Regions from separate parts of the Homo sapiens genome. Here region 2 is linked to region 1. A link is a loop called in an ENCODE intact Hi-C map of the cell type or tissue named here. Cell type or tissue: left lung. All regions are shown on one strand. Each heading gives the region's core, and the rest is flanking DNA. Links, peaks and the distances in the headings are about the cores only.

Region 1 (5,353 bases), core at 288-5,287:
ACACCGAGCTAGACACACAGGACTTCCCTTCCCTGGAAACTGGACCGGCCTCCAGAACGAGGGGGATTCAAGTCATGGTCACGATTTGAGAAATCAACTTTGCAAGGAACGGGCTCACCCGTCACATTTCTGAACCTGAGGGGCGGAGGGGATCAGTTGGCTGACCACATGAATTCGTGCCACAAACTTCATGAGGCTTATATGGCACCTGGCACTGTGGGCTCCGCAGCCACAAAGATCCAGAGCCAGCTCCGAGCCATGAGAGGGGGTGCCTGGAGCCAGCCCTGTCTTGAAAAAGACTCTGAGGTCTGAGGGCCCCACGGGAAGAGGAGCAGGGCCCATTCAGCGACATCCACCAAGGCTCCGGCCGGCCACAGGGGCACAGCGGCACACTTCCAGCCGTGGACTCTGCCTGGCATCCTTCCTTCTATTTTCCAAATGAGGAAATCAAGACGAAGAGGGAAGAAGGAACGTGCTCCAAGTCACAAAGTCCATGTGGCAGAGAAGACCCGGGCTGTGAGCATGCCATTGCCCAGGCCCACTGTCTGCAGGGGCCTGGAGACCAGCTCTACGTTGCCGCTAAGGGGTGACGCCCCCTGTGATCCCAGCCTCAGGAGAAGGTGGGTCACACAGGACAGAGGGGTGGATGGCTCTGACCTTGTGCCCAGGAGACTGAGGGGAGGGAAGAGGAAGGCCCCACTGCCCTTCCAGTCCTCACCCCTCCACTGGGCCCGGGATGGTGCGGTGGTGCTGCCTGCCAGGCCCGCCTTGCCACTGTCTGTGCCCAGAGTGACCTGGCACCCCTGACGAAGGCCCCGCCTCCCTGCCCTACACCTCGACCTTGATCCTGGGCAGAAAGTCCATGAAGGGGTGGGGTAGGGGCAGCTCCACCGCCTCCCGTGGACTCTGCTCACGGTCAGAGCTGTTTTCCTCCCTCCGGGTGGGGAGAGGGCGAGAAGCCATCCAATAGCCTTGCACTCACACAGGGGGCTCCCGGGCAAATGGCGCCTAAGCTGCCCACAGGGAGAGGCAGGGACCAAGGCAGGACCACAGGGCACTACAGGGACAGACCAAGGGGTATAGGAATAGGTGGTAGGGAAGGGCCCCAGCCGTTCCTCCCAGTAGTGGACACACCCTGGGAGCCAGGGCCCCGAGGTGGGGTACCGCACATGGGCGCCGGTAGGAGTCACACTCCAGACCTGGGCAGGAAGGAGAGGGGACATCAGGCCAGCTGGGGGCGGCCAGGCTGCAGCGAGGCCCACCCCTAGCCTGAGCTCCTCCCAGGGTTAATTATTCCCAGGCCAGCTGACCATAGCCTCATGCTCACAGGGGTCCCCACCAGCACAGACCTGGAAGCCAGCCAGCAAGGGGCAGGCCAGAGGAGCCTGGTCACACAGTCAGACCCTCAGAAACCCTCCAGGGAAGCCCCTACTTACGCCCGCACGGGCATCCCTTCCCCATACCCTTGGCTAGAACCAGATCCCCCTGGAAAGAATCCATCCATTCTCTCTGCCTTGATTCCTTCCCCACTTCCCACCCAACAAACTCCTACTCATCCCTCAAAACCCAACTACATCACCTCCTCTGTGAAGCTTCCCTGACCTCCCCCAGGCAGTTTATGGGTGAGACAACTGAGGCCTAGTGAGGTGAATTTGCTAGCCCAGGGCCATACAGCCTGTGACTCAGAGGGGCGCTCACTCATCGCATGGGGCAGCCTACCTCACCAGTTAGTTTTAGACATGAGAAAATCAGTGAGAGGTGCCTAATGAGGTGGGAGAGGCTACAGAGCCACATGACACTAGGTGGAGGCCTGGCCTCCATCCTGGGGACAATGGGGTGCCATGGAAGGTTCCAGGCAAGGAAGGTCAGTGCCCAAAGAGAGAAGGACTAGCCTGGCCTTGAGTGATAACCGTCATGGGGACTGACCCCACTCATCTGTGGCCCCTACTGCCTCTGCTCTGCCATGCCCCCAGGCCACCTCTTCCCCATTATAAGCTGCACATCCCGAAAGCGCTTCACCACAACATGCCCAGTCCACATCCAGACCCACACCCACCCTGGCTAGCTCAGAGCCCACGGCTTCCTGGACGCCAGCAACCCAGGCCCTACCCCAGCCCAAGTCCTGTCCCCTCAGCTGGGGAGGGCATAGAGCCATTTCCCAGGGAGCTGGTCCCCAGGGTGCCACCCTGACCAATGGCCAACAGCATATCAGAACAAAGCCAGGGTGCCAAGAAGGCAAGGCAGAGGCTTTGACAGCCAGAGGGCCCCAGGGAAACTGAAGCCCACAGAGGGGAAGGGACCTGCCCAGGGCTACACAGCAGCCTGGTCAGAGAGCAGCCCCACCATGTAGAGAGCTGAGTTCGAGGGACGGCTCAGCACACACTGCCACCGCCACAGCCCATGCTATCACTGCGGCAGTCAATGACACTGCTGCCCAATGCCCAGTCCTATTTCTGAGGAGCAAACTGTCACCTTGGTGGCCCTCTGCACACCAGGCCTGGGTTGACAGGAAACCAGGAGCTGGATGCGGCCTGCCAGCCTCTCTCCAAGGTACCAGATACATCCTCCCCAAGCACAGGCACTGAAGCCACTGCTGACAGGCAGGAGAGGTGCTTCTGATCCCACTCTCTAAGTCAAGCGAGTCCTTCCTGCATACCTGTACTGGGTGCTGCAAGGATGCCCTCGCCTCAGAAGGGCCCTGCCCTCAGGAAGCCTGGGAAAAAAGAGGCTGGATGGGTGGCTGGCACGTGGAGAGCTCCCATCCGCCAGGCACCTCCACCAGCAGCGGCCTCAACACCTAACACAGGCGTGGGATCACTCCACGGCCCTCAGGCGGGAGGAAACTGGGCAATAGTCAGGCACAGACCCAGCAGGCTTGCCAGCGGGAGCTGAATGCAGGCTCTGGGCACCAAGTCCAAAGCTGCAGCCCCACCCCAAGCCCTGTACCAAGGGGGCTGCTGGGCACCAAGGATGGCAGGTGGGCTCTGGCTGGGAAGGAAGGCTGAGCCTGCACAGGTGGAGAGGGAAGAGCAGGCAGCGGGAGTCCCGGCAGAGGCACAGGGCTGCCCAGGCCCGAGAGCGCCCGATTCAGAGGGGCTCGGACACAGCAGCTGTTGGGAGCCCACCCCAGCGACTCCAGCCACCTGTGCTGTCACTGCCTGACCTCTGCCCAGGGCCAGTGTGGACACTTAAGCTAAATTGGTCAATTACAGGATACTTAGATCCCTCCCCGGGGCTTCCCAGCCTCACTGCATTCTGGGCTGCAGCACCAGGAAGCCTGTTGAATCAGTAACCTCATTACAGCCGGCGGCCGCACCCGGGGTTGTCTTTGAACTCCGAGGGTTTATCCATGGCGGCTGGAGGATTTACACACGGCCTGGCCCAGGCCCAACTCACTCTCCCCTCCCCTCAGCGCCAGAGGCTCCAGACCCCGCACGCACGGCAGCAGTCTGCGCCGACACCCATCACCCCCAGCCCTGGCCCCGGGTACAGCTGGGGAAACCGAGGCCCAGCTGGAAATTACTATGGCTTAGAGGGCCAACAGAGGTGCGGGGAGGCCAGGCACGGCCTCTGGGTCACCCCAGAGGTAGGACTGTGACCAAGGGCTTCCCGGCATCCCTCACCCCAGCAGGCAGTGCCTGGAAGAGGAGCTGGGGCTGAAGCCTATCATCAAAGACAGATGTGGGCTGTGCAGGACAGACCCCGTGGCAACTTCTCACACAGAGACCCTGAGAGGCTCTGATCCCCTGAAGGACCCCTGAATGTCCCACTCCCCAGCCCCAAAGTCTGGTCCCCTCCATGGTCTCAGCATCCCTGATCCGGCCCCAAGAGGCCCGGCTGCTCTACTCCCCCTGGACGGCCTGCCCCCTACTTCATCCAGAGCCTGGGGAGTGCAGGGGGGGCCGGAGCCAGGGCCAGGGAAAAGGTGCCTCACCCATACCCGTGCCCGGGAAAGACGACCCCCAGGCCAGCCCAGGGACCTGGCCTAAGCCCCCAGGAAGATGCTAGGAATCCTCCCCCCTTCCCAGGCTGCCATGCTGAGGAGCCCAGCCAGGGCAAGGGTGCAAGGCCATTCACAGGGGCCCCAAGGCCCACCTGAAACCAGTGAGCCACCTGGAGAGAGTCACTTCCTCCTTCCAGGCCTTGCCTGGCTGCCTCCAGACCACCCTCTGCACAGCACTGGTGGCCTCATTCCAGCCATGAGCACCACACTGGGATCCCCCAGTCTCCGGGCACCCATGCACCTACGCCCGGCACACAGGCCCTACCCAGCCTCACCTCACACGTGAACCCCCTCCTGGTTCCAGCCCTGCAACCCCACCCTTGCGTCCTCACCCTCTTCACCCCCTCCAGGCCAGACCTTGCTGTCCCTACCTCTGGGCACCCCTCCCCCACCCCTCCTCCACAGGCAGCAGGACCAGGCCAGCACCCAGCGGGCGCTCCCTAAGCCACGTGTGGACAAGCCCACCAGCAATCCCCGCCTCCCCAGCCAGGGTTGTCAAGGCTCTGCCAGGTCACCCTGGGAAGGCTGCGGCGGACGCCTGCATGCATGGGGTGGGCCGCGTGTGCTGGGTTAGGACCTCAGAAAGAACTGTGCCCCTACCCTGCCCTGCCCTGGGACCCGGGGGTCCAATCTCACTCCGTCCACTCCCCCAGGTACCTCAGGAATTTGCTGCAGACAGTGCTGCCCTGGTGGCATGAGGAGGTGGGCAAGCCACAGTTCCAGGCTGGGCCTCTGCTGCTCACCCAACTACAGCTTTCCACCTGGGAGTGGGGACTTCTCCTAGCCACCACCCCAAGCCAAGGACAACCCTGGAGTGAGGATCAAGGGGTCGCCACTCCTTAGAGGGCCTTCAACCAGCACAAGAGGCCAAGATGCCCAGTCCCAGGGCACAGAGCTGGCATGGTGAGACCTCAGCCCTCCACCAGGGTCCCCACTGAACAAAAACCTCACTCACTCGGGCCAAGACCAGCAATGGGGCTCCTGGGAACCAGCATGGGGCATAGACCCAGCCTGGTCGGTGAGCAGCCTCTGAGGATGCTGAGAGGCAGGAGGACCAGGGGCAGCAGAGCCCCCACCCTGGGGACAGGTCCTCCCAGCTGGAGCTCAAGGCGGCCCCCGCCAGTCAAGTGCCGGAGAAAAAGCAGGCCCCACAGCGGGACACAAAGGCTGGCCCACAGACCTCACCCAGGGTTCAGTGTCCCCATCCACTAAGTGGGCTTGTCTCTGTGACACCTCCACAAGGTCCCAAAAATAAAGTCCCTGGCACGCAGCAGGCACCCGCTGCAGCCATCGGCACCTTCGTGGGGGTAGGGTGAGTCCTGGACAAGTTGGGGAGATTTAGAAAAAAAG
Region 2 (5,353 bases), core at 260-5,259, 65 kb before region 1:
TTGAAGCCACAGCCCCACCCCAGGCCCCACCCCCTCCCCTTGCCCCAGCCCCGCACTCACCTGGGGGCTGCCAGTGCTGAAGCCCAGGGTGGGTGTGGTGGGCACCGACATGGAGTGGGGGCCCATGGGGGAGCTGATGACCGAGAAAGGCGGGCCCATGCCGTTGATGGGGGAGCTCAGGGTGCTGATGGGAGAATGCAGCTGTCCCGGGGAGCCGATGCCAGGCCCCAGGGACGGGTGCAGCGAGGGGGCAGCCATGGAGCCTCGCCCCGTCGGGGAGGTGAGGGAGGAGTTCACCTGGGTGGAGAAATCTGCAAGACAAGAAGCCGCAGGAGAGTGGTCAGTGCAGGTGACTCCAGGCCCCACCAAATGCCTGCTCCCCCCAGCTACAGATGCACGCACCTGCGGGAAGACCCCGGCACCCTCAAGGTGGCCCCGTGGGTCTCGACAGCTCTCTGACGCAAATTCACACTCACTACGGGCCAGGTGTGCCCAGAGCTCCCCTCCAAGGTACTGTTCTGCGCCTGACCCCGGCTTTAGGCTGGGCCTGCGGCAGACGCAGGAAGAACCCGCTGTGAATGAGCCCCAGGATGCCCGCCTGGGTCGCTCCAACCCTCAGCACTCCAGGCCCGTCCACCTGGGAAAGCAGTGGGAGGAGTGGCTGGTGGCCGGGACTAGTCAGCCCCTCTGCCCATCTCCACAGGGACTCAAGGTGAAGGTCTGGGAATAATCATGAAAGGCAGAAAGGCTGATGTCGCCGAGCACCTGCCGTGTACCAGGACCTGGTCAGTTCTGAGCGTGGGTAAATTCGTGGATTTGGGAGGTCAGCAGTGAGCACCATGATTCTCCCATTTTACAGATGCGGGAAGCCAGGCCCTGAGTACTCAGAGCCACCTGTGGCCAAGCCAGGACTGGCGGCGCCTGCTGACCCACTCCCATGTCTGTGGCCCTAACCAGCAGGCCACACTGCCTGGACCTGCTCAGGTGCCACAGCAGTGGTCGCCCGGGCACCGGACGCTCAGGCCCCTAGCTCCATGCTCTGAGGTCTGTTTGAGGGGACCAGATGGGTGGAATGGGGCACCTCTCACGTGGGCGGTGGGCTGGACGCTGCTGGGTGGCTTTGTGCAAGGCCTTGGTGTGTGCCAGGAACAAGAGGGCAGCCCATAGGGCCGCAGGAGAGGCTGGGACCTCCCACACTCCCGCCTTTGAAATCAGAGATTTCAAAGCCCCAACCACACTTCAGGAGGTGCCCCCCTGCCCCGCACCCTGGAGGCTGGCACTGCAGAAGGGAGGCTCCCAGGTGGCGAATCCACTGCCCATGGGCCTGAGCAGACCACTGGGAAATGTCGGAGCCCACCCAAGGCAGCACAGACGGCAGCAAGTGCCGGGAGCTGGAGGCACTGCCTGCCTGCCCCCACCCTATCTCCGACGGGCTGGGCACACGGGGCAAGCCACTCTCCCTCTCTGGGCCTCAGCCTTCCCATCTGCAGAATGGCTCTCAGGCCCTCCGTGCCTTGACCTGTGGCAATCACAGGCACTTCTGGGGAGTCGAGCAGGACCATGAACACATAGAGTGGCTATGACTGAGCCCACATGCCCCAGGTCAGGGGACACCCCTGGCTCCACCCCTCCCCAGCCCCAGGAAGACTTCACCTCCCCAAGCCTCAGAGCAGCTGTGTCCAGGGCACTGGCTCACTCGCTGGGTGCCAGGCTAGAGCGGGAGGAAGCCCTGGGCCAGGCCTCTCATGGGCATCTGCCTCCTGTGCACCCTGCATCTCAGGAAGACATGGCATGAGCTTTAGGATGCCACCACCACTCGGCAGCGTGGAAACTCGGGCCACTCCTGACCCCATCCAAAGCCAGCACTCTTCTTACCTCACACAGCTCTGCTGCCCCCAGCACCTGGCCAAGGCCAGCTCAGAGGCAGCAGGAACACAGAGGTTCTGCCACCCTGTGCCCACCTCTGCTCAGGAGCATTTGCCCATTCTTGTCCAGCAGCCTCAGGCCTGCTCCACACACCCCCTCTTGCTTCCTCTCCCAGGGAGGAAGGTGCAGAAAGGAGGCCTGGAAGCCAGCACTGCCCTGATTCAGCCAGCACTGCTCAGATTCAGCCAGCACTGCAGGGGCCTGGCTGCCACTAGTGCCCCATCGCAGTCGGGGTACAGACCCCACCAGCAAATGAGCCTTGTCTGACCCACTGGAAACCTTCATCATTCACAATATTGGGAATAAGCCATTTCATTGAACTAAAAATGCAGACTTAAGGAATTCCAGAACCAGATGTTGGTGGCACCTACTGGCTAAGACAGGTACTGCAAACCAGCCCTATTGGTCATTCAACTCCTGGGAGGAGGACAGGCAGGACCCACATGTAGATATCAAACACATGCAGCCCAGAGGTCTCCACATCCAGAATCCCCAGGTGCAGAAGGCCAGGGAGAGAACAGCTAGGAGCTGACAAGACAAAGCAGGCAAAAGAGTGTGTCCAAGACAGACAAACACAAAATCAGGCTGCTCACGAGTCTATGAAATACCTGCATAACCTGATGTTACTGATTCCTGCAACTCTTGGAGAAGCTACCACCACCAGCCTGTGACAGACAGGGAAACTGAGGCATAGAGAAGGTGTGTGATGAGAACTGCCCCAAAGGCACACTCCCAGAAACCTGCAGCTGCCCCTAGGCCAGGCAACCATGCCCACCAGGGCACTGCGGGGACCCTGGGAATGCCACATGGCTGCCTCATCACAGCCCCACCTCACCCACCTTCAGCTGACCCCTGCCGGAGGAAACCTGAGCCAGCTTCTTCCTTTACCAAGCCTCAGTTTCCTCATCTGTGAAATGCAGACAGGCACGCGTACTCAGCAGCAAGTTCTGCTCAGCCCCAAATCCACACAGACTGAGCCTGGACCAGGGCTGGGCCCTCCTTATCCAAGCCAATCCAGGGAAACACTGTGCTGACTTCAAGGCAGAAGGGACAAGAAAGCATGACTGTGCACAAATTGGCTTTGCAGCCATCTCCACCAGGTAGCCCTGGGAGCACCTGGGAGGAGGCCGGGCCATGCAGGGAGCCCAAACCTCAGCACTGCATTCAGAAGCCGGGCCTTGGAATGGCCTGATCTGAGGCCCTAGGCACCCCTGGGAAGGCCGCCCACCTTTCTTCCTGGCCTCTGGGAAGAAGATGGGAATTTTAAGGCCATGGGAGAAGACACTCCTGGATTCTTTCAGCTTCTCCACCCACCCCCTGCTCCAGATGTAATCTGGGAAGACTGGGGAGTCAGGGGGACACTGAGTTGGAGGAGGGGACTGGAGGGTTTCTGGGACAGCCTTCCAGGGCACCTCAGGAGCTGAATTATTTAAGCCAGCTGCCCCTGGGCCCTGCTCCCAGCCCTTCCTGTTTACACAGACTCCGTCCATAGCAGACACCTTCCCAGAGCCTGGGTGACAATAGGCTGGGTGTGTTTTCTGGAATCCTCTAGAGAGAGATGCTTTTTGGCCAGGAAGAGGACATTAAAAAAGAAGAGGCAAAAAATGCCTCGACATCCTCTACTCACAGCAAAGGGCCCCGTGTGTGGGCTCTGTCTCTTCCAGGTCATTTATCCGTCCCCACCCCTGATTAAGTGGTGGCTACCATAGGCGTTATTCTTAAAACATCCTACTTTGGGGCCGGGCAGGGTGGCTCACACCTGTAATCCCACAACTTTGGGAGGCTGAGGTGGGTGGATCACCTGAGGTCAGGAATTCAAGACCAGCCTGGCCAACATGGCAAAACCCCATCTCTACCAAAAATACAAAAATTAGCTGGGCATGGTGGTGCACGCCTGTAATTCCAGCTACTTGGGAGGCTGAGACAGGAGAATCGCTTGAACCTGGGAGGCGGAGGTTGCAGTAAGCAGAGATCGCGCCATCGCACTCCAGCCTGGGTGACAAAAGCGAAACTCTGCCTCAAAAAAAAAATAAAAAATAAAAAAATCCTACTTTGGACTTGCAGGGGCACTTGTTACCAGCTGGTCTTCACTGACTTCCGTGGCCCTCCAGGTTCACCCCCAAACCACAGGGACAGCCTCAGACACTCAGACCCAACCCGGGAGCCAGCAGACACACAGCCCTCCCCACACAAGGGAGCGGCAGAGGGGCCTGAGTGGCAAAACTGAATGGCGGGATCTGGGAACCTCAGAACCTGAGCCATACAGGGCCCCACAATCCCAGACCCTCACACCCCTTACACCCACCGTGCCCACTTAGGGACCACAGGCAATCAGTGTGACTCCGAACCCCAGGCGAGGAGGAGCTCAGGAAGAACTCAGGGACCTCCAGGGCTAAACGGAAGAGCAGAAAGCAGGCCCTGATCCCGGCAGGGGCAGTGCCCAGTAGCCCCAAGGCGCCTCTCACAGCTACTAGATTTCTATCCAGGAAGACTGCACAGAAGAAGTGGTGGAGTGATCACTCCCTTGGCACAAAACTGACTCTAAAGTGCAGATACCTGGAGGCCGGGAGCAAAAGCCTTGTACCAGAGATGAATGCCCCGGAATGCCAGCACCCAGGGCAGGCACAGAGCAGCTCCCTGGGCCCCCAGATGGCAGATCCTGAGTGTCGGGGGCTAAGCGGCAGGTTTAGTAACATTGAAGTAAGGAATGTTCTTGTCCTGACTGCTGCCCAGTGACGGCACAGGCTGCTCCGCGAGACGGTGAATTGCCACCCCAGGTGTATGCAGGCACCACTCAGGACCCCAGGGACACTCACACCCCAGAGGGTCTGCTGGAAGAGGGAAGGGACACCCTGTTGACCAAAGTTCCTGAGCTGCACAGTTCCCTCCAGAACGCTCACCAGTGCCAGGATGCTTCTGCTCCCTGGACCCCAGAGCAGGAAGCCTGGGGAACCCCCACCAACTCCCTTCCGGCCTCTGCCTGGCAGGCGGGGGAGGCAGAGAAGGTGGCAGGAAATGCCAGTCTGACTGTGGTGGGGGCGGGGGTGAGCCCTCAGGACTCCAGCCCCCTCCTGGGCAGCCAGGGAACCTCCGGCCCTTGGAGAGGGGAACTCAAAATCCCCACATCCCTTTGGAATCTGCAGGGCCAATCGCGGCAGGGTCTGAGCAGGCCACAGGCTGGGGCCGAGTGATCAGGTCACCTGTCTAGATGAAAAACAGAGGACACCCGGACCATCCAATCTGGCGCCCCAGGAAGCCCAGCGGAGGGAAGGACGGCGTTCTAAATGGGGGAGCTTGGGGTAGGGTCCCGTGGGCTCCACGGTGGGGAATCCAGGATGGTGCAAAGGAAAGGCAGGGTGCCCGGGAGGAGGGAGGAGCTCGGCCTGCGATGAGGAAGCCCACTGGGTAAACCAGCACCCAGATGAGA

Evidence for each region. Peaks named below come from ENCODE experiments on the same cell type or tissue, not always from the same donor. Only the 100,000 strongest peaks of a DNase experiment are listed, where the experiment ranks them.
Region 2: a loop joins it to region 1, with 5 times the contacts of the local background. A loop is called at or near these places in 32 of 110 quality-filtered maps.

The regions. Positions count from the first base shown.
Region 1 is chr9:134,331,569-134,336,921 of GRCh38, reverse strand. All of the region lies in intron 1 of RXRA (retinoid X receptor alpha), which reads right to left. Among named protein-coding and RNA genes, the nearest start is that of RXRA, 7.8 kb to the right of the region's middle. RefSeq lists enhancers at 2,319-2,985, 2,986-3,652. In left lung, for the core only: no CTCF peak of the experiment used is centred there; DNase peaks (open chromatin) are centred at 3,361, 3,891, 4,491 and 5,071; H3K27ac peaks cover 453 bases.
Region 2 is chr9:134,396,590-134,401,942 of GRCh38, reverse strand. RXRA (retinoid X receptor alpha) reads right to left here. Exons shown (of 10, transcript NM_002957.6): 2 at 61-311. Among named protein-coding and RNA genes, the nearest start is that of MIR4669, 20 kb to the right of the region's middle. RefSeq lists enhancers at 1-412, 413-914, 4,122-5,030. In left lung, for the core only: CTCF peaks have their summits at 2,306 (motif pointing left) and 4,962 (motif pointing left); no DNase peak of the experiment used is centred there; H3K4me3 peaks cover 494 bases; H3K27ac peaks cover 3,589 bases.